Linked DNA regions of Homo sapiens: region 2 is linked to region 1. A link is an interaction called in ENCODE POLR2A ChIA-PET data of the cell type or tissue named here. Cell type or tissue: B cell. All regions are shown on one strand. Links, peaks and the distances in the headings refer to the core of each region. The heading gives the core; the rest is flanking DNA.

What was found. Peaks named below come from ENCODE experiments on the same cell type or tissue, not always from the same donor. Only the 100,000 strongest peaks of a DNase experiment are listed, where the experiment ranks them.
Region 2: POLR2A ChIA-PET joins it to region 1 with 6 read pairs; 21 of 35 experiments call an interaction of 5 or more read pairs at or near these places.

Annotation. Positions count from the first base shown.
Region 1 is chr13:30,623,250-30,633,320 of GRCh38, reverse strand. USPL1 (ubiquitin specific peptidase like 1) reads right to left here. Exons shown (of 9, transcript NM_005800.5): 4 at 1,847-2,486. Among named protein-coding and RNA genes, the nearest start is that of USPL1, 10 kb to the right of the region's middle. RefSeq lists an enhancer at 5,353-5,492. In B cell, for the core only: no CTCF peak of the experiment used is centred there; a DNase peak (open chromatin) is centred at 5,480; H3K4me3 peaks cover 561 bases; H3K27ac peaks cover 1,891 bases.
Region 2 is chr13:30,574,268-30,584,338 of GRCh38, reverse strand. It overlaps a transcript of HMGB1 not described here. Among named protein-coding and RNA genes, the nearest start is that of USPL1, 39 kb to the left of the region's middle. RefSeq lists a silencer at 6,540-6,599 and an enhancer at 6,820-6,899. In B cell, for the core only: no CTCF peak of the experiment used is centred there; no DNase peak of the experiment used is centred there; H3K27me3 peaks cover 257 bases.

The DNA.
Region 1 (10,071 bases), core at 2,497-7,496:
TTATGCTTTTTCCTATAACTACATACCTATGATCAAGTTTTATAATTAGGCATAGTAAGATTAAAACTAATAATAAAATACAACAATTATAACAATATGCTGTAATGAAAGTTATGTGAATGTGGTCTCCCTCTCTCTCAAAATATATTACTGTACTATACTCATCTACTTTCAGACCTCGGGTTAAATGAAACCAAGAAAAGTACAACTACAATAAGGGGAGACTACTGTATACTGTTTAGATAAACACATGTAAGAAAAACTAAGAAAAGATGGAATGATGAAACACATTTCAGATAATGATTACTTATGGGGGGGAGGTAGAGAATGGGATGGGAGGAAACGCATAGGTAAATGTAAGTTATTGGGAATGTTTTAATTCTTCCTGTGTTGGGAGGTGGGTTCATAAGTATCCTATTTTACAGAGAATAAAATGAAAAACATATCCCTTATTGTGCCAAGAGATCTTAGGAGGTTGTGTGATTATGGGTGATTTTTACTCACTTCTTCATTCTGCTTTTCAGTAGTTTAAACACTTAAAACTAACCACTATTATCCTGACACCCTGAGACACAAGCACAGTCTTAGAGTTTTGAAAAAGACTGCCTAGGCCAGGTATGGTGGCTCACACCTGTAATTTCAGCACTTTGGGAGGCCAAGGCAGGCAGATCATGAGGTCTGGAGTTCAAGACCAGCCTGACCAACATGGTGAAACCCTGTCTCTACTAAAAATACAAAAATTAGCTGGGCCTGGTGGTGGGCGCCTGTAGTCCCAGCTACTTGGGAGGCTGAGGCAGAAGAATTGCTTGAACCTGAGAGGCGGAGGTTGCAGTGAGCTGAGATCATGCCATCGCACTCCAGCCTGGGCAACAGAGTGAGGCTCTGTCTTAAAAAAAAAAAAAAAAAAAAAAAAATCACAATAGCAAAGACTTGGAACCAACCCAAATGCCCATCAATGATAGACTGGATAAAGAAAATGTGGCACATATACACCATAGAATACTATGCAGCCATAAAAAAGGATGAGTTCATGTCCTTTGCAGGGACATGGATAAAGCTGGAAACCATCATTCTCAGCAAACTAACACAAGAACAAAAAACCAAACACCATATATTCTCACTCATAAGTGACAGTTGAACAATGAGAACACATGGACACAGGGAGGGGAACATCACACACTGGGGCCTGATGGGGAATGGAGGGGTTGGGGAAGGACAGCATTAGGAGAAATACCTAATATAGGTGACGGGTTGATGGGTGCAACAAACCACCATGGCACACGTATACCTATGTAACAAAACTGCACGTTCTGCACATGTACCCCAGAACTTAAAGTATAAAAAAAAAAAACAAAAAAACTGCCTTTTGGGCAGTCAGGATAATGTAACTGGTATTATCTCAAGCTTCGTGATACTGTTCCTGGGCTCCTTGCTCCCAGGCCTCCAGGAAACAGAAGCAATGGATGACATCTTTCCCACATGCTGGGAGACAAAACTCAACATTAATATTTTTAAGAATTAAAGACAAGTAGGCTGGAATGGTGACTCATGCCTGTAATCCCAGCACTTTGGGAGGCTGAGGCGGGAAGGGTGCTTGCACCCAGGAAATCGAGTCCAGCCTGGGCAAGACAGTGGGGCCACCATCTCACTATCTTAGCTGGCTATGGTGGTGCACGACTGTAGTTCCAGCTACTTGGGAGACTGAGGTGGGAGGCCCACCTGAGCCAGGGAAGTCAAGGCTGCAAGGAGACATGATCATGCCACTGCACTCCAGCCTGGGTGACAGAATGAGACCCTGACTCCAGATGAATAAATAAGTAAATAAAAATAAAATATTAGTACCAACCTTTAACACCACTCAATTGACTGGTATATAGAAGTGTATTTGCTTGATTATATTTTGTAAGCAACCGCCAGAATATAGATTCCTCCTTCGAGCACAGTCCAGTCACGGTGTTCTTTAACTCTTCCGAGTGCACCAAAGCTGACAGGATACAGTCTAACCAACAGAGAGCATAAGCATTTTTCCACTGGACACATAAAGCCTGGGGAAATGATGTACATTTGCTCTCCAGTGGCATTTCCAGTTTAGATGTACATCCTTCATTTTGAGGGGAAGGTCTGCCAGTTCCAGAGACATCAACTGTAGCAGGATCTTTTGTAGTAGCCATGTCAACAGTATCAGCTTCCAAAATCTCATTCCGCTCCAAGGAATCAGCTGTCCTAATTGGATTCTGTTGACCACTACTATCAGGTAAGTTTGACGAGGTTTCGTCATATACTTCTCCATTATGTTTGCTGTTCAAAACTTTTCCACCGTCAATAGCAATATAATTTCTAGTCTTTTTGGAATTTGCTAAAAGAAGTGAATCCTTATAGCTGCTTTCTAAGCTCTTCCTTTTCTGAGGCTTATGTGGAGTGTGACATTCTTCCAAATCAGGAGAAATTAGGTTATTAAGTGATTTAGAGCCCAAAGGATAGATGCACTGGAAAGTAAAAATAAAATGATAAAAACTACACAAATTCAAATAACTTCATGTTTTATAGTTTTCATATCATGAAAAACATGTATAGAATGTTAGCATTGATTTGATGACAGGTTATATTTATACACATAAATTTGAAAAAATTAGAGACAAACAACTACTTAATCAAAAGTTTGGCCTCCAAAAGAATAATTTTTTTCAGGTTAATTTGAACAATCAAGGGTTTAATCTGAGTTACAAAAGGGTAAGCTAATAAGGAAAACATATTTTTGCTTTAATAAAAATCTAATGTTAAGTGAATTTAAAATTTTCAACAACGTAAAGAAACACTATAATGAATGTTACTCTTTTGGGACAGACACTACATTATACTACACATTTTAAAAGTATTTTCAAATTAAAAGTGCACAGAGTAATTTCTGTGTTTCCTATATTTTGAAACTGAATATGCATCTCATAGCACTGCTGTTTTACATCTTTATTGGGTTTAGAGTCCAAGTGGCTGAATTTTAATGACTTCATGAAATCTTACTGTGCATTAACACAATTTATGCCAAATAACAACAATGTAAACATATCACTAAAAGAATCAGTGGGTCTTTCCTAAGTTTAAAAACTACCAGAATATTTTAAATAACAAATTCAAGAACCCTCTACACTAAAGGTCTGCTTTTAAAATATGCCTTCTTTTTCAGGTGGGCATGGCAGTACACTCCCGTATTCCCAGCTACTTGGGAGGCTGAGATGGGAGGATTGCTTAAGCCCAGGAGTTGGAGGCTGCAATGAGCTATGATTGCCCCACTCTACTGCTCCAGCCTGGGCAACAGAGCAAGACCCTGTCTCTAAAATAATAATAATAATAATAATAATAGTTAATTAATGCCTTCTTTTACACAAGTATGGTAGACTACTATCTTGATGGCCCTCCCTATGAACTAGAGAACTACACCTCCTGGTAATTCATGCCCTCCTGCAGCCAGTCCCTACACTGTACAGAGTTGGCTTGGCCCTGTGACTAGCTTTGATGGAACATTAGCACACATGATATACATAGAGGCCTGATAAGCACTGGCTCAAGAGGACAAGCCCTTCTTCTGGAACACTCCTTCTTAGTCCCAGCTATCACACTGTGAAGAGCCCAGCTGGCCTCATGGAGAGAACCTCATGGAAAATAACTGAGACCCCTGGCTGACTATTTGAACTCAACTTCCAGCTAGCAGCTAGTACCAACTGCCAGCCATGTGGACATTTCAGCTGTCCCAGCTGACATGGTGTGATGTGTAAGAATTCCCTAGTCAACTCACATAATCATGTGAAATAATAAATGGAGCCATTAAAATTTTTTTTTGAGACAGGGTCTGGCTCTGTTATCCAGGCTGGAGTATAGTGGCACGATCCCAGCTCACTGCAACCTCTGCCTCCTGGGATCAAGAGATCCTACAACCTTAGCCTCCCAAGTAGCTGGTGCTAAAGGCGCCTGCCACGGTATTTTCTGTAGAGACAAGGTTTCACCACGTTGCCCAGGCTGCTCTCAAACTCCTGGGTTCAAGCAATCTGCCTGCCTCGGCCTCCCAAAGTGCTGGAGTTCCAGATGTGAGCCACCATGCCCAGCCACCATTAAAATTTTTGAGCGACTAAGTTTCAAGGTGATTCGTTTCACACCAACAGATAACTGAAATGCACTAAATCCCCTCAGATAGCCTCTTCTACCAATTGAACATTACACTCATAATACTGCACTTACTATGAAATTCTTTAGTATAAATGGACAAGTTCTAGATTCTTCTGACTTTCCAACTAGCTGCAGTCACCATCAACTAACAACCTGTCAACATGATGCTTTGAGATTACTTCCTAAGTCCTATCATATGTCAGAAAACTGAGAATCCTTTAAAAATAGCATATATGTATTTAAAGCATCATAAAAAGGTACGTATCCAAAAAAAACTCAAAAGCAGAATCTTGAAAAGGTACCTGCACACCCACATTCACTGCAGCATTATTCACAATTCCCAAAAAGTGAAAGCAACTCAAACATCTGCAGATAGGTGAATGGATAAAGAAAATGTGGCATACACATAATGTGGAATATTACTCAACCTTAAAAGTAAGAAACTCCTCATGTCCTTTGCAGAGACATGGATGAAGCTGGAAACCATCATTCTCAGCAAACTAACACAGGAACAGAAAACCAAACACCGCATGTTCTCACTCGTAAGTGGGAGCTGAACAATGAGAACACACGGACACAGAGAGGGGAACATCACACACCGGGGCCTGTCGGCGGGTAGGGGGCTAGGGGAGGGATAGCATTAGGAGAAATACCTAACGTAGATGACAGGCTGACAGGTGCAACAAACCACCATGGCACGTGTATACCTATGTAACAAGCCTGCACGTTCTGCACATGTATCCCAGAACTTAAAGTATAATAAAATAAATAAATAAACAGAAATAAACTGGAGATTAAGACTTAAAAAAGAAAAGGAACTCCTAACTGTATATTCATCCATGCTACAACATGGATGAATCTTGAGGCCATTATGCCAAGTGAAATAAGCCAGTCACAAAAAAGGCAAATACTGTATGATTCCGTTTATATGAGGTACTGAGTCTGATTCATAGAAACATAAACTAGAGGCCGGGTACAGTGGCTCAAGCCTGTAATCCCAGCACTTTGGGAGGCTGAGGCAGGCAGAACACCTGAGGTCAGGAGTTCGAGACCAGCCTGGCCAACATGGTGAAACCCCCGTCTCTACTAAAAATACAAAAAAAAAAAAAAAAAAAAAAATTAGCCAGGCATGGTGGTGCACCCCTGTAGTCCCAGCTACTCAGGAGGCTGAGGGAGGAGAACTGCTTGAACCCGCAGGCAGAAGTTGCAGCGAGCCGAGATCATGCCACTACACTCCAGCCTGGGCGACAGAGACTCCATCTCAAAAGAAAAAAAAAGAAAAGAAACAGAAACTAGAATGGTTGCCAGAAGCTGGGGGAGAGGAAAATGGGAAGTGGTTGTTTAATGGGTACAGAGTTTCAGTTTTGCAAGATGAAAAAAGTTCTAGAGATCTGCTGCACAAGTGAATATACCTAATACTCCTGAACTCTATACATAAAAATGGTTAAGTTGATGAATTTTTTTACAATTTAAAAATTAATACAAATTTTTTTAAGAGAAAAAAAAATCCTGAGACGAAAACCCTTTGTGAATCTCAAGTAGTCAAGATCATGGTATATGCATCCTACTTACACCTCTACTTTATTCAAAACATAATAAACCCTTGGTTCCAAAGGAATGCATATTAAAAAAAAAAAAAGAACAAAACAGTAATAAACCATAAGAGGCCCCGGGACTGCAAAACTTAGTGATTTCCACCCACACTCTTCGCAAGTGTCTTCACTGACTTTTCTCTATATAATCTGTGCTCCCACCATAGGCCAATCTGTAATATAATTTGTCCTTGCCCTGATTTTTCCCTTATAAATTAATGATTTCAGATTTTTATCTTTTTTCTTTTTATAAAATTTTGTTGCCTCTTTCCACATGTTCTAAATATTTGTATCTCTGTATACCTGACTTGTTTCTATTTACAGTGAACATGTATCATTTTTATAACTAGAATAAAGCTTTTAAGCTGTCTTCAAAAAAGTCATAAAAATATACACAAAGCATTAGTATTTTAGCCCAGCGCAACCATCTAGTATCATTTAAAATCCAATGCTGAAAAAAACCTAATCCTGTCTCTTTCACTGAGTTTTGGAGCAGCTTAAGTAAATTCCTGTACTTATTCTTGTGAAATAGGAAAAAGGAAAACATACCATGTCTTCTTATACTTGTATAAGTAATTATCAACAAGGTATGGCCAAAGACAAATTATAATAATAATGTACTCATTTTACAAATGGAGAAAACAAAAAAAGTTTTCTTTGATTACTCAACATTAATGATTTAAAATTTTTATTATAAATTTCATGGGTTTTTAAAAAAGACTAATTAAATGTTCCAAAGTAAACGCTGAATGATAGACTACTCCACGAAAAAAAAAAAGTTAAAACTTCCTACTGTTTAAAAACACTTGAGAGTTTCAATTTGGTATAATTTTGGACCAGTCTTGAATATTAGTGTTTACAAATCAAGGAACATTTTAATGTAAATACCTGACTAAAAGAGGTTTTCCAAATGGTTCTTTGCAATTTACAGCAGAGTAAACTCCAAATTTTATAACGGAACTCTTTGGAAATAATTTGATTCAGAGGACTTATACAGGGATCAGCAAAGTTTACTGATAAAGGGCTAGATAATAAATATTTAGATTTTATGAGCTACATAGTCTGTCACAACTACCCAACTCTGTTGTTGTATGCAAAAGAAGCCATGAACAATACATAAATGATTGAGCATGGCTATGTTCCGGTAAAACTTTATTTATGAACACTGAAATTTGAATTTCATTTAATTTTCACATATTATGAAAGGGTATTCTTCTTTTGATTTATTTATTTATTTATTTATTTATTTATTTATTTTGAGATAGAGTCTCCTCTGTCGCCCAGGCTGGAGTGCAGTGGCTCAAATCTTGGCTCACTGCAACTTCTGCCACTGGCTTCAAGCGACTCTCCTGCCTCAGCCTCCCAAGTAGCTGGGATTACAGGCATATGCCACCACACCCGGCTATTTTGTATTTTTAGTAGAGACAGGTTTTCACCATGTTGGCCAGGCTGGTCTCGAACTCCTGACCTCAAGAGAATCCACCCACCTTGGCCTCCCAAAGTGCTGGGATTACAGGTGTGAAACACTGCACCTGGCCCTTCTTTTGATTTTTTCTGGCATTTTTTATTTTGATATTTTCCTAACCATTTAAAAAACAAAAAAATCATTCCTTGTTTGTGCATCATACAAAATGTCTGCTCACTCCTGGTGTAAACCAATCTACTTCATAAAGTACACTGGGCTCTCATTGCTGACTAGAAATTAAAAAAATAATAATAAATTACTCATGTTCCTTTTTAACATTTCCAAAGTATATACTTAAAATTCTTGATTATATATTTTTTGCTTTATCACTTGAAAAAGAATGCTTCAAAAACCAAAACTCCGGGCTGGGCGTGGTGGCTCACACCTGTAACCCCAGCATTTTGGGAGGCCGAGGTGGGTGGATCACCTGAGGTCAGGAAATCAAGCCCATCCTGGCCATAGTGAAACCCCGTCTCTACTAAAAATACAAAAATTAGCTGGGCTGGGTGGCACATGCCTGTAATCTCACCTACTGAGGAGGCTGAGGCAGGAGAATCCCTTGAACCAGGGAGTCGGAGGTTGCGGTGAGCCGAGATCGCACCACTGCACTCCAGCCTCGTGACAGAGCGAGACTCCGTCTCAAAAAAAAAAAAAAAAAAAACAAAAAACAAAAAACCAACTAAAAATCTATGTAGTACATCTAACTTTAATAGCCAAAAACCTAACTCCTGGGGACAAGGACTTCTCTATTCTTACAGTCCTGATCTTCTCCCCAAAACCTTGCTCTTCCAAGTCTTCCCAGCTCAGTAATTCACGATTCCATTCTTCTAATTTTTCAAGCCAAAAATCTTGGAACTATCCTTGATTCCTCTTTCCAACCCCATATCCCAATCTTTCAGCAAATCCTGTTGGCTTTACCTTCAAAGTATAAATAAACTCCAACCATGCCTCAACACCTCTGCCACCACCCTCTCCCCCAGAATACTGCAACTGCCTTCAACTAGTCCAAAGGGAAAAAAGCTTTTTTTCCTTTCTACTTATCAATCTAAATAAAAAGAAAAGAGAAGCTTCTAAAAAGAAAGTGACATTTATTCAGGAATAAAGTATTCCAATGGGAATACACATGCCATAGTAAACTGTGTGTGTTCAGGGAGGTAAGGGAAGACAAAAGGTTTTTAAAGGAAAATAAGGAGGATCACATACTTGTTTTGAGATAATTACCCTTGGCTACAAGGATCAATAACAAGGATGACACCCGTCCACAGATGGACCAGGCAGTTGCTGGGCAGATGTCCTTGCAGAAGTATTTTCTGTGTATTTATTTCATGATGTATTTTCTGTGTATTTCAGAAGTATTTCATGATGGCCTTTGTGCAAGGGTGTGGTTTTTGCAGAGTCTTTTGAGATATTTTGGTATTTATGCATGAAAGCTCTCTCTTCATAGCCTTTCCTGGATCTATTTGTCTTTTTTTTTTCTTTTAATAGAGACAGGGTCTCACACTCTGTCATCCTGACTGGAATGCAGTGGCACAATCACAGCTCACTGCAGCCTGGACCTCCTGGGCATGGTGCCGTGCACCCGTAGTCCCCCTCCCGGGTAGCTGGGGCTACAGACTCACACCACCATGCCCAGCTAATTTAAATTTTTTTTTTTGTAGAGACAAGGCCACACTATGTTGCATGGGCTGGTCTCCAATTCCTGGGATCAAGCAATCCTCCTGCCTCAGCCTCCCAAAGTGTTGGGATTACAGTTGTCAGCCACTGTGCCTGGCCAGTCAGGATTTTTTTTTCTTTTTTAACACAAGTGACTCCATTTTGATTATGACAATTTTCACATATTCTATCCTCCCAGCACACTTTTGTGACCAGATGTGTGGGGGCTTTTTCCCCACACCAAGCAATTCTCCAGAGGACACCAAATGGGTATCCTATAATCCAATTCCATTTGGATGTTATCTACCTAGAGACCATGTCAGATCCTACAGGTTGAGGGCTCAGTCCCATGACTCCCTCCACTTCAGATGCCAATCCCACATCCAGGCCACCAGTACATCTGACTGACTGGCTACAAAGGTTCCCACTCCCCCTTCTTGGGCATAACTAGTTTGCAAGGACAGCTCGCAGAACTCAAACAAACACTTACTTATGTTTATTGGTTTATCCTAAAGGATATTATAAAGGGTATAGATGAAGAAATGAGTAGGGCAAGGTATGGGACAGAAGAGGTATGAAGCTTCCACTTCCTCTAAGCATACCACCTCCTACACGGCACCAGCCCCCAGCAACCCACTCATTAAATCCAAATCTTGATATTTTTATACAGCTTGATCTCCAGCCCCTCCACTCCTTTCCTGGAGGCCTGTACGTGGGGCTAAAAGTTCTAACCCGTTAATTCTCTAATCATGTGGTCTTTCCAGCTACTTGCCCCATCTGAGGCTATCTACGGCTCCATCCTAAGTCACCACAATAGTATGAACCCCGGTGTTAGCAAACAGGCTCATTCTGAATAACAGGACACTCTTATCATTCAGGAAATTCCAAGACTTTTAGCTCTGTAACGGAAACCATAGACAAGGACCAAATATAATTCATATTATACTATAACTAATCTCCCTGCTTCAGGTCTTGCCCATTACATATATTTTCAACAGTGCAGCCACAGTAATGCTTTTAACACTGAAGTCAACTTATGTCACTCCTCTGCCAACATCTCTGCCATGGTTCCTGGTTTCACCCATAGTAAAAGCCAGAAAGCTTACAATGGCTTATAAGACCCTACTTGGTCCAGCTCCCCCATTATTTTTCTGATCCACCTTCTATCGCTCTGCTGCTTTCATTGCAGTAGCACAAACATGA
Region 2 (10,071 bases), core at 3,303-8,302, 50 kb after region 1:
TAATGGGTGGAGGAGATTCAAGTCAGAGAAAAGAAAAAGTGCACATGTTCTGAGGTAGGATTGTGTTTGGCTGGTAAAAGGAAGATAAAAAGGTCTTGTGGCTGAAAGATGGAGTAATCTGGCAATAGAATGGAAGGAGCTGTTCAGAGACTTAGTTGGCATGAGATTATTTGAGCCTTGTTGATTAGGGTAAAGAAGTTGGATTTGGGTTTATTTATTTATTATTTTATTTTATTTTGTTTCCTTCCTTCCTTTCTTCCTCTCTCTCTCTCTCTCTTCTTTTCCTTTCCTTCTTTCTTTTTGTTCATTCATTCATTCTTTTCTTTTCTCTTCTTTAGAGACAAGGTCTCACTCTCTCCAGACCAGAGCACCGTGGTGCTGTCATAGCTCACTGGAGCCTCAAATTCCTAGGTTCAAGTGATCCTCCTCCCTCAGCCTCTCAAGTAGTTAAGACAGGACTAAGGATTTCTTCTTTCTTTCTTTCTTTCTTTCTTTCTTTTTTTTTTTTTTTTTGAGACAGAGTCTCGCTCGCTCTGTCACCAGGCAATCTTGGCTCACTGCAACCTTCGCCTCCCGGGTTCAAGCAATTCTCCTGCCTCAGCCTCCCAAGTACCTGAGACTACAGGTGCATGCCACCATGCCCAGCTAATTTTTGTATTTTTAGTAGAGATGGGGTTTCACCATGTTGGCCAGGATGGTCTCGATCTCTTGACCTCATGATCCAGGAGGCCTGCCTTGGCCTCCCAAAGTGATGGGATTACAGGTGTGAGCCACCTTGCCCTGCTTCTTTTTTTTTTTTTTTTTTTTTTTGGAGACCAGGTCTCACTTCATCCAGGCTGAAGTGTAGTGGCATAATCACAGCTCACTGCTGCCTTGACCTCCAGGGCTCAAGTGATCCTCCCAGCTCAGCCGCCCGAGTAGCTGGGACTATAGGTGCACCACCATGCCCAGCTAATTCTTGTATTTTTTGTAGAGATGTAGTTTCACCATGTTGTCTAAGCTGATGTTGAGCTCCTGGCCTCAAGTGATCCTCCCATCTTGGTCTCCCAAAGTGCTGAGATTACAGGCATGAACCATCACACCTGGCCAGGTTGTTTGCTTAATGTGAATTCATTGAAGGGTTTAATCAAGGAAGGGGCATTATTAGATTTATGCTTAGAAAGATCAGTCAGGGTTAGGCACAGTGGCTCATACTTGAAATCCTATCACTTTGGGAGGTTGAGGTGGGAGGATCCCTTGAAGCCAGGAGTTCAAGACCAGCCTGGGCAACATGGCAAGACCCCGTCTCTACAAAAAATTGAAAAAAAAAATAGATCAGTATGGATGCTGTGTGGAATGGAAGCAAGAAGACTCATTCAGAGTCATCTACAGTAGTACAAGTGGGAGATTATGAGATTTCAGACTAAAGTTGTAGCAGCAGAGATAGTAGGATATGTGTTAGATTTAGGTTATATTTGGGAGCCAATGCTGACAGGATGTACTGATGGGTTGGATGTGGGGTGCTGATGGATTGCATATGGGATGTAAGGGAAATGGAATCGTCAAATTCAGCAGAAACATTTGTTAAATACCTGTCGTTACGTGGGGTTATATTAGATAACAAATATACCAATTGATTTAAACAGCTATGGCCCTTCTTCTTGGACTGTAATTTTTCATCACTTCTTCCCATTTTGGTGGATGGTTTTTGTTTTTTTTTTTTAGATGGAGTCTTGCTCTGTCACCCAGGCTGGAGTGCAGTGGCACGATCTCAGCTCACTGCAACCTCCACCTCCCGGGTTCATGCCATTCTCCGGCCTCAGCCTCCCGAGTAGCTGGGACCACAGGCACCCGCCACCACGCCCGGTTAATTTTTTGTATTTTTAGTGGAGACGGGGTTTCACCGTGTCAGCCAGGATGGTCTCAATCTCCTGACCTCGTGATCTGCCCGCCTCGGACTCCCAAAGTGCTGGGATTACAGGCATGAGCCACCACGCCCGGCTGGTGGATGTTTTTTAAACCACCTAAATGATATCATAATTTTCATTCTAGCTTTTAAAATAATGTATTTTTAAATAATGTGTTTTTAAAGATTTTGATTGCAAAATGAAAGAAACAAGGATAAGTTGTGCTAATTCCAATAAAGTATGGAGGCCATGGTTTTAGCAACATTCCTGGATCTCCTCTTGCTTAAGTGTCCAGCTCCTGGCACACGGAAACATCCCACATTAAATCTTCCTTAGGTCTGAATCACCCCATATCTTTGACTGATGTCTTGTTTTGCTACCTTCCTGATGCTGAGTTCACTTTTAGTGCCCATTTGTTCACCCTCACCTCTATTTTCAGATTATATTCTGTTTGCCTTCTCTACCATGATACAGTGATTCTATCAGATAATCATAAAACACTTCCTTCAGTAAGTCCTGGGACACTTTTACCCCCATATCTCCCTACCTTCCCAGAAAGTCTTGAGACTTACTGAAGAAAGAAATCTTTGCCAAGGAGAACCAGGTATAGAAGCATGGTTACTAAAGATGAAATGCATAGCTGAGCACTTGTTCACAAGGGGAAATGGACTCAAAACTTTTCCTGCAGAAAATTCTGACTTTGCCTGCAGGTGTCTCCCTCCTCGTTAAGATGGCCTTCTATCAAAGCAAGAGTCCTGATTGGGAACCCCAATTTCCATTATATTAGTAGATGATCAGCTTTACCACCTGCTGGTCTAACTTCTAATACTTGTGGTTCTGTTCTTAATCAACAATATAGAATACTTGTACACTCCAAGGATCAGCAAACTTTCTGTAAAAGGTCAGATGATAAGTATTTTAGTCTTTGTTAGCCATGTGACCCCTGCCCCAACCACCCAGCTCTGCTGCTGTAGCGCAAAAGCAGCCATTGACAGTGTGAAAATGAGTGGAAATGACCGTATTCTAATAAAACTTTGCAAAAATGAGCAGCAGGCAGGATTCAGCCTGTGGGCCATTATTTGCTATCCCCTTCTCTAGCCTTTGTTAGACAAACTGTTAGTCTGTTCAGCTATCATCAAAAGCTGGGCTGAGAAAAGTGCTATTTATGGAATATGATAAGAAGGGCCCACTGTATGCAGTGGATCTAGAGCAGATTATAGATCTACTCTAAGTAATCTAAGTTATAAGAATCACTTTCTGGATCTGATTCCCTCATTTGTTTGTTAAAATTCTTTTTTTTCTTTTTGTATTAGGCAGGTAGACCTACTGCTGTAAGTCTGCTTTGTCTACAGTAGAAATGCCAAATAGGCTGGCATGGTGACTCATGCCTGTAATCCCACCTCTTTGGCAAGAGGATTCCTTGAGCCCAGGACTTCAAGGTTATAGTGAGCTATGATGCACTCCAGCCTAGGTGACAGAGTGAGACCCTGTCCCAGAAAGAAAATGCCCAGTAGGAAGAATGGCCTCCTATAGCTCCTGATTTCAAGGAAAGGGTGTCTCAATTCTAACGACCAATGAGGATTAGCTACATGGAAAAATACAAGCAGTGGATAAAGACAAGCTATTGAGCAAAACATGATAGAAATTCTCAGAAAGGCTTATCTTTGCTCTTTCTTGCCTCTTTATGTATCATTCTAGTCTCCAATTTTATTCAACTAATAGTTATTAAATGTCTGTTACGTGCAAGGCATGGTGCTATGCATTGTCTCCTGCGAATATCCTTCTATTAGAAAAAAATGCCTGATATAAATGATTGGTATCTGTTTTCCTGCCATATATAGTCCATTCCCTGGCATGTAGGAGATGCTCAATAAATATTTGTGGCTAAATTAATATCTCACATTATAAATCAATAAATTTCTTTTTTTTGGTAAATTGCTCTCCTGTGAATTCCATTATCATGCATCAGTGGATGAATTTTTAAATAAAACAAGCCATAGCTGATGTCTAACTGTGAGCCCAAGGTGATTCCAGATAGCCTGGGATGTCTAATGATTTTAACAAGATTACCAAATATCTTTTTCTTTCTCGTAGTGCCACATCCAGCACTTTAAGTTAAATAAATGCAATATAGGGATTTAGGAGAAAAGAAGTGAGGGCTAGAAACAGGCAACTATTTGCTGGCTAACAAAGCAGAACTTATATTTCTTTTTGAACACCTACTAAGTTCTTGTTTCTGATGTTGCACTAGAACTTTTTAAATGGAAATACTGTGAAATTGTAGTTATTTATATTTACAGATGCAAAACTGAATTGAAGAGAGATTAAGTAATTTATTTGAGGGAAGCCCTGATTGTCTCACTGTCTCTTTGTATCAGAAATAAAGTTGTGGTTTAGGAGACTGATAGTTAGCCTGGTGTCCTATTTCTTTCGTCTTAAGTAAGATTGTATATTCACTTGTATTATTTGTCATTTTCTCCCAATTGAGCGACTTCATTATTGTACCAGATGAACATGACTTTGTAAATAAGTCTTCATTCATTTTAAGCAGTAGTCATTTTTTATTTCACTGTAATCTATCTTTCTGAGATGCCAGCAATGACCTTTTAACCCCAGTTAGTATCAACTATCAATGTAAGCACATTTGACTGAAGAAACTAATTTTTAACTCTCTTATGTGCCAGGTACCATGTTGTTATCATCATCATTGCTAAGATTTATTGAATAAATACTAAGTGCCAGGCATTTACGTACGTTCTCTTATGTATTCCTCACAATACTCTGTGAGGAAGATCCCATTACTGTCCTCAGGGTGACTTTAGTGAGGAAACTAAAACTTGTGGGTAAGGTTAAATGTTTTGTAAAGTATCAGAGCAAGCTATGATATGAATTCAGTCTATCTAACACATTTACTTTTCACATCTCATTTAATCTCCCCAAAATGCTTCATGGTAGACTTATATTATAGCTGAGGTTATTACGAAAATAATAAATTGTACTAAACTAAGAAATGACCATATGCAGTGTTTTCCAAGCCTCTTTTAAAACCACGTTCTACAATGGAACATGCGTTTTACATTCCAGTCCAATATACAGGTACACATGTGTGTGACAGAAACAAAAATTGTGCCCTGTGATTTTTTTACTATCCTCTTTTTCATAATGGATCATGGCCTATAGCGTGAAAAGTGATGATATAATGTGATTCTGTCTTCAGTATATATTTTTAGTATGACAGTATGATATACAGTAAGCCAGAGTTTCTTCTCACTTTTTCTAGCCATTCCGTTCATTAACTTATTTAAAAATTACAAACATATCAAGTGTTTATTATGTCTCAGGTACAGTTCTAGTTCCCAGGACATACAAAGATGAGAATGATTCCGTCCTTGCCCTTGGATTCAAATGGGCAAGACAGACAAAATTATAATAACTTGTGGTAAGTCCTGTGCTATCTGTGTGAACAATGTGCTGTGGAAACAGGAGCAAGCAGCTGATTGCCCCAGTGGATATCTAAGAAAGGCTTCATTAAGGAGTGACTTATGAAATAGGTCATATGGAATGAATGAGAATATCCCAGGCATAAGAGAGAAGGGCATTCCTGACAGAATGAACTGCATATGCAAAGTCAGGGAGGTTTGAAAGCGTTGAACTTGTTCCAGCAACAGTAAGAAAGAAGTTTAGTGTAGCAAGAGTATAGGTATATATAGAGAAGTGAGGTGGAGCCCATTGAAGACCTATGCACCTTGCTAAGGAGGTTAGACTTTCTTCTTATATGGTGAGAAGCCCAGAGAGGTTCCGAATCTAGGATATGTAAGATAGGATATATGTGCTTTAGGATGACCATTCTGTCGGCTGTTTAAAGGATGGTGTGAAGAAAAGAGAGATTAGAGTTAGGAAATCCTTTGCATTGCTTCAAATGGGAAATAAGGACTTCAACTAAGACAGGAGTGATGGGTATGGAAAAGATGGTCTAGATTCCAGAGCTCAATTCCATTCAGTTTGTGGAACATTTACTGACATTTACCATATAGCAGGCTGCTAAACACTGTGATACAAAAAAAAAAAAAAAAAAAAAAAAAAAGAACAAGAACTGGTCTCTGATCTTGAGTTTTCTGTCTAGTGGGGAACAAAGACACACCAACAGGTCACTTCAGTATGATAATGGTTAAGTGTCATAATAAATAAAGGCTTGCAAAAGGTATGAAAGGAGCAAAGATGGGTTCATAACCTACACTAAGGTTCATAAAGCCTTCCTGAGAGGGAAACTTCCAAGCAGAATCAAGGAGAATGAATGGGAGCTGGCCAAGGGAAGCAAAGGGCAAGGACGTTGCAGGCAGAGGGCTGGGGAGAGTCTGCCTGAGGGTCAGGGAACCACCAGGAACTGCACGGAGTCTCTTGCTGCTTACCTCCATGTGGATGAGGAGTGACACGAAGGAGCCTGAGGTTGGAGTGGAAAGTTCACCTGTGTTCCTGTAGTGGAACTTGGGGATTCATATGGAGCCTCTAAGAAATGCTAAGGAAGCTTGGACTTTATCCTGTTGATGGTGGGGAGCCCACTGAAGTGTTTTAAAACATGAGGATGATGTGGGCAGCCTTGTGGCTTAGGTGGTTTATTCTGATAACGGATGAGATAATAGTAGCTCACTTTTCGTTGAATGCTTATAATGTGCCAAGCTGTGTTGTAAGCATTATGCATGTATCGCCTTGTTGAAACAACCCTGCTATTATTAGCCTCATTTCACAGGGAGGTTACTGACACACAGAGAGATTAAGTAACTTGCTCAGATTTACACAGGCAGTGGCAGAATGAGGACTTAATCCGCAGTGATCTGACTCTAACCCACAGTGATACTGCTAGGTAGGTAGATGTGAGAGAGTGGCTGGACTCTAGGGAAGAGAGGATGATGAGCTACTCTGCGGTAACAGAGAGAAGGTCACTGATGAGTCAGCTTGGGCTGCCACAGCAAAATACCACAGACTGGGCGGTGCAAGCAACAGAAATTTTCTCACAGCTCTGGAGGCTGGAAGTCCTCCAGGTGCTATCAGGATTGGGTTTTGGTGAGGACGCTCTTCTGGGCTATATATGGCCTTTTTTTTTTTTTTTTTTAAAGAGACTGGGTCTCATGCTGTCACCCAGGCTGGAGTGCAGAGGTGTGATCATAGCTTGCTGCAGCCTCAAATTCCTGGGCTCAAGCCATCCTCCTGCCTCAGCCTCCTGAGGAGCTGGGACCACAGGTGTGTACCACTGTGTCTGACTATTTTATTTTCTTGTAGAGATGGAGTCTCACTCTGTTGCCCAGGCTGGTCTCAGACTCCTCTCCTTGAGTGATCTTCCCACCTCAGCCTCCCAAAATACTGGGATTACAGGTGTGAGCCCCTGTGCCCAGCTCTAGTCTCTTCTTATAAGGACACTGATCCTATCAGATCAGGGCTCCACCTTTGACCTCACTGAACCTTAATTACTCCTTAGAGGTCACGTCTCTAAATACAGTCACATCAGGGATTAGGACATATGAATTTGGGGGAACACAAATATTCAGTCCATGACAGCGACAATTCTGGAGAGTATTTGAAGATAAAATCAGCACAAGTTGGTAATCGATTTGATGTGGGGAGTGAGGTGGAAGGAGGAGTTTAGGATGACTCTCAGGTTCTCACAAAGATGCAGAGGAGGGGCAAGCCTGTGGGGTGAATGAACAGCAGTTCGGTTGAGGTTACTGTAGTTCAGCACTTGGAAAGCTTCCAGGAGATAGTTGCGATGCTGATGTGGAGAGAGGCAGCGACGTGTGTGGATGGCAGTGGAAGCCACAGGCTGGGTCACATCACCTAGGGAAAACATGTAGAGTGAGAAGACATGTAGGACTGCCAAGATGGAAAAATATTTACGAGGCAAGCAGAAGAAAGCAAAGGGAGACTTAAGAAATAACATACCTTTATCCCTGAACCCAAAGGAAGAGAGAATTCCAGGCAACAGGGAGTGTTTGACACATTCTGCGGCCTCTTTGTATCAAATTTGTATTCTTAGGTGAGAAAAGGGAACAGGCTTAGAATCATAGCTTTTTATTGCCCAGTAGGACCAAAAGAGATGATTTTATAATTCTTTATTCTACAAACAAGGAAGCTGAAGCCCTGCAAAGCCTTGGGATTTGTCTCTTTCATGGTACAGGCAGGAGTAGAATTTAGGTCTCCCAAGCCATTTGACTTCAATCCAGCGCTTTTTACAATACATCAAATAAAATCCACCATTGTGGGGTTTGAAAATTGGGTCTATGTTATAAAAAAAATTACACTAAATGGAGAAAGAAGCATTCAAATTTTATTTGTATATGCATTTGGGGAGAGGAAGACATAGTATAGTATAGAAAATGTCAAAGACTTTGTCTCAGAGGAGAGAATACCAATGTTGGCCTTGATGGTGATGATGAGATTGACTAGTGGAAGAGGGCCTAGAGACAGGGATTCTGTCCTTACCATATTCACAGTGGAAATGGCATGTTACCAGCGGCTCCTGTTATGTCCTGAGCACACTTAAAACGAATTTTTTTTAGAGACAGGGTCTCACTCTGTTGCCCAGGCTGAGTGCAGTGGCTTACTGCAGCCTCAAACTCGTGAGCTCAAGGGATCTTCCTGCCTCAGCCCCTGGAATAGCTGGACTACAGGCAGGTGTCACCATGCACCTAAGCACACATTTTTAAATGTGACTCTGTCTTATGTTTTTTTCCTATCATTGACTAACCCCACATTAGATACATAGCAGTACTGTATTATTAGAAAATTAATTTTAAGTCAGTACCTTATTACAGGCTTGAAACTGACAAACTTCATTACTTGGGGAGAGGAGTGGGTTCTTTTACAGGATTTCAAAATTGCCTTCAGCCACGGAGACTCCCTTAAGTGAAAATTTCTGTCAGTAACAGACAGTTTATCTTAGAATTCAGTTAATGGAGTATGTATTGAGTATCTACTATAAATGAACCACGATGTTGAGCACTTCAGGAGGTATTAATGAATTGAACAGAGTCCCTATGTAAGACATGTATGGCCTGTTGCTAGAGTGAAGGAACAGCGTCATATGAACCTTTAGACTCACAAATATTTTAATGGGGTCAGCGTAGTCAATAGGGCCAGTACATCCTCATCAGTACTTACTGAAAATATGAGCTGACTTCGAGCTGTATTTCTCACTTTCAAATTTTAAAAAACACAAACTGAAGCAAGTTTAACCACCATCATGGTTTGTATGTTAATTGCTTTCTTGTTTTTACTAACTACATAAGCATGAACTTAATATAAAAGGCTACTATTTTTTCATTTTATAACTTTATGGCATGAAAATGTATACGCTGACACTTAAAATAATAAACATATGCACACCATGCAGATACTTTTACTCGGAGTTTATATTTTTGGTAGATTTTAATATATCAATTAAGATAAAATTATACAGAATAACTGATTCCCCAACAGACACATCTTTAGTACGAGGCCATTAATAGAATTTTTATGTAGTATATGCATATTACAAAGAGTACATTGTATGGAAAATAAACCAAGCTAGATTCCTGGATTCCTAGCATGGTTTATTTAATGCAAGTATTAAATTAAAAAGTCTGGTTAGCATGCAGTTAGCATCATAAAAAGAATTTCCACATATGACTATAGTAGTATACATTTCTGCAGTAAGGACAGCCCTCTACAAAATTATGAAGTATGTAGGTATCTTGGCACAACCCATAACATTTTTTATTCCAAATATGAGAATTCTTACCACTGAAGGCATTTCATGAAAAGTTGGATCCATAATTCTCCACTAGTCAAGACTTTCAGTAGAATGAGCACCTTATTACATTCATCTTTATTTTCCTATTTCCTAGCAGGGTCATGGAAATTAGCATATTCTCAATGAAAGTTGATAAATGAATGCATTCTGCTAAAAGTAAACATTGAGAAGAAATTTTTACCGTCGATTATGTTGCCATAGTGCTATTATCACAAGAGAATTCATTTAGCAACCATTTATTGAACATCATCTATGGTAGACAGTGTGTTAGCACTAGGAATACAGAACTTAATAAGATGAGCCTTCCAGCAGTGGGATTGGGCAACAGTGGATGCAAGAGGCAAAAGAACTTCAAACAGTTGTGATAAAGAGGAAAGATAGTAATGCTATCAGAGAAATATC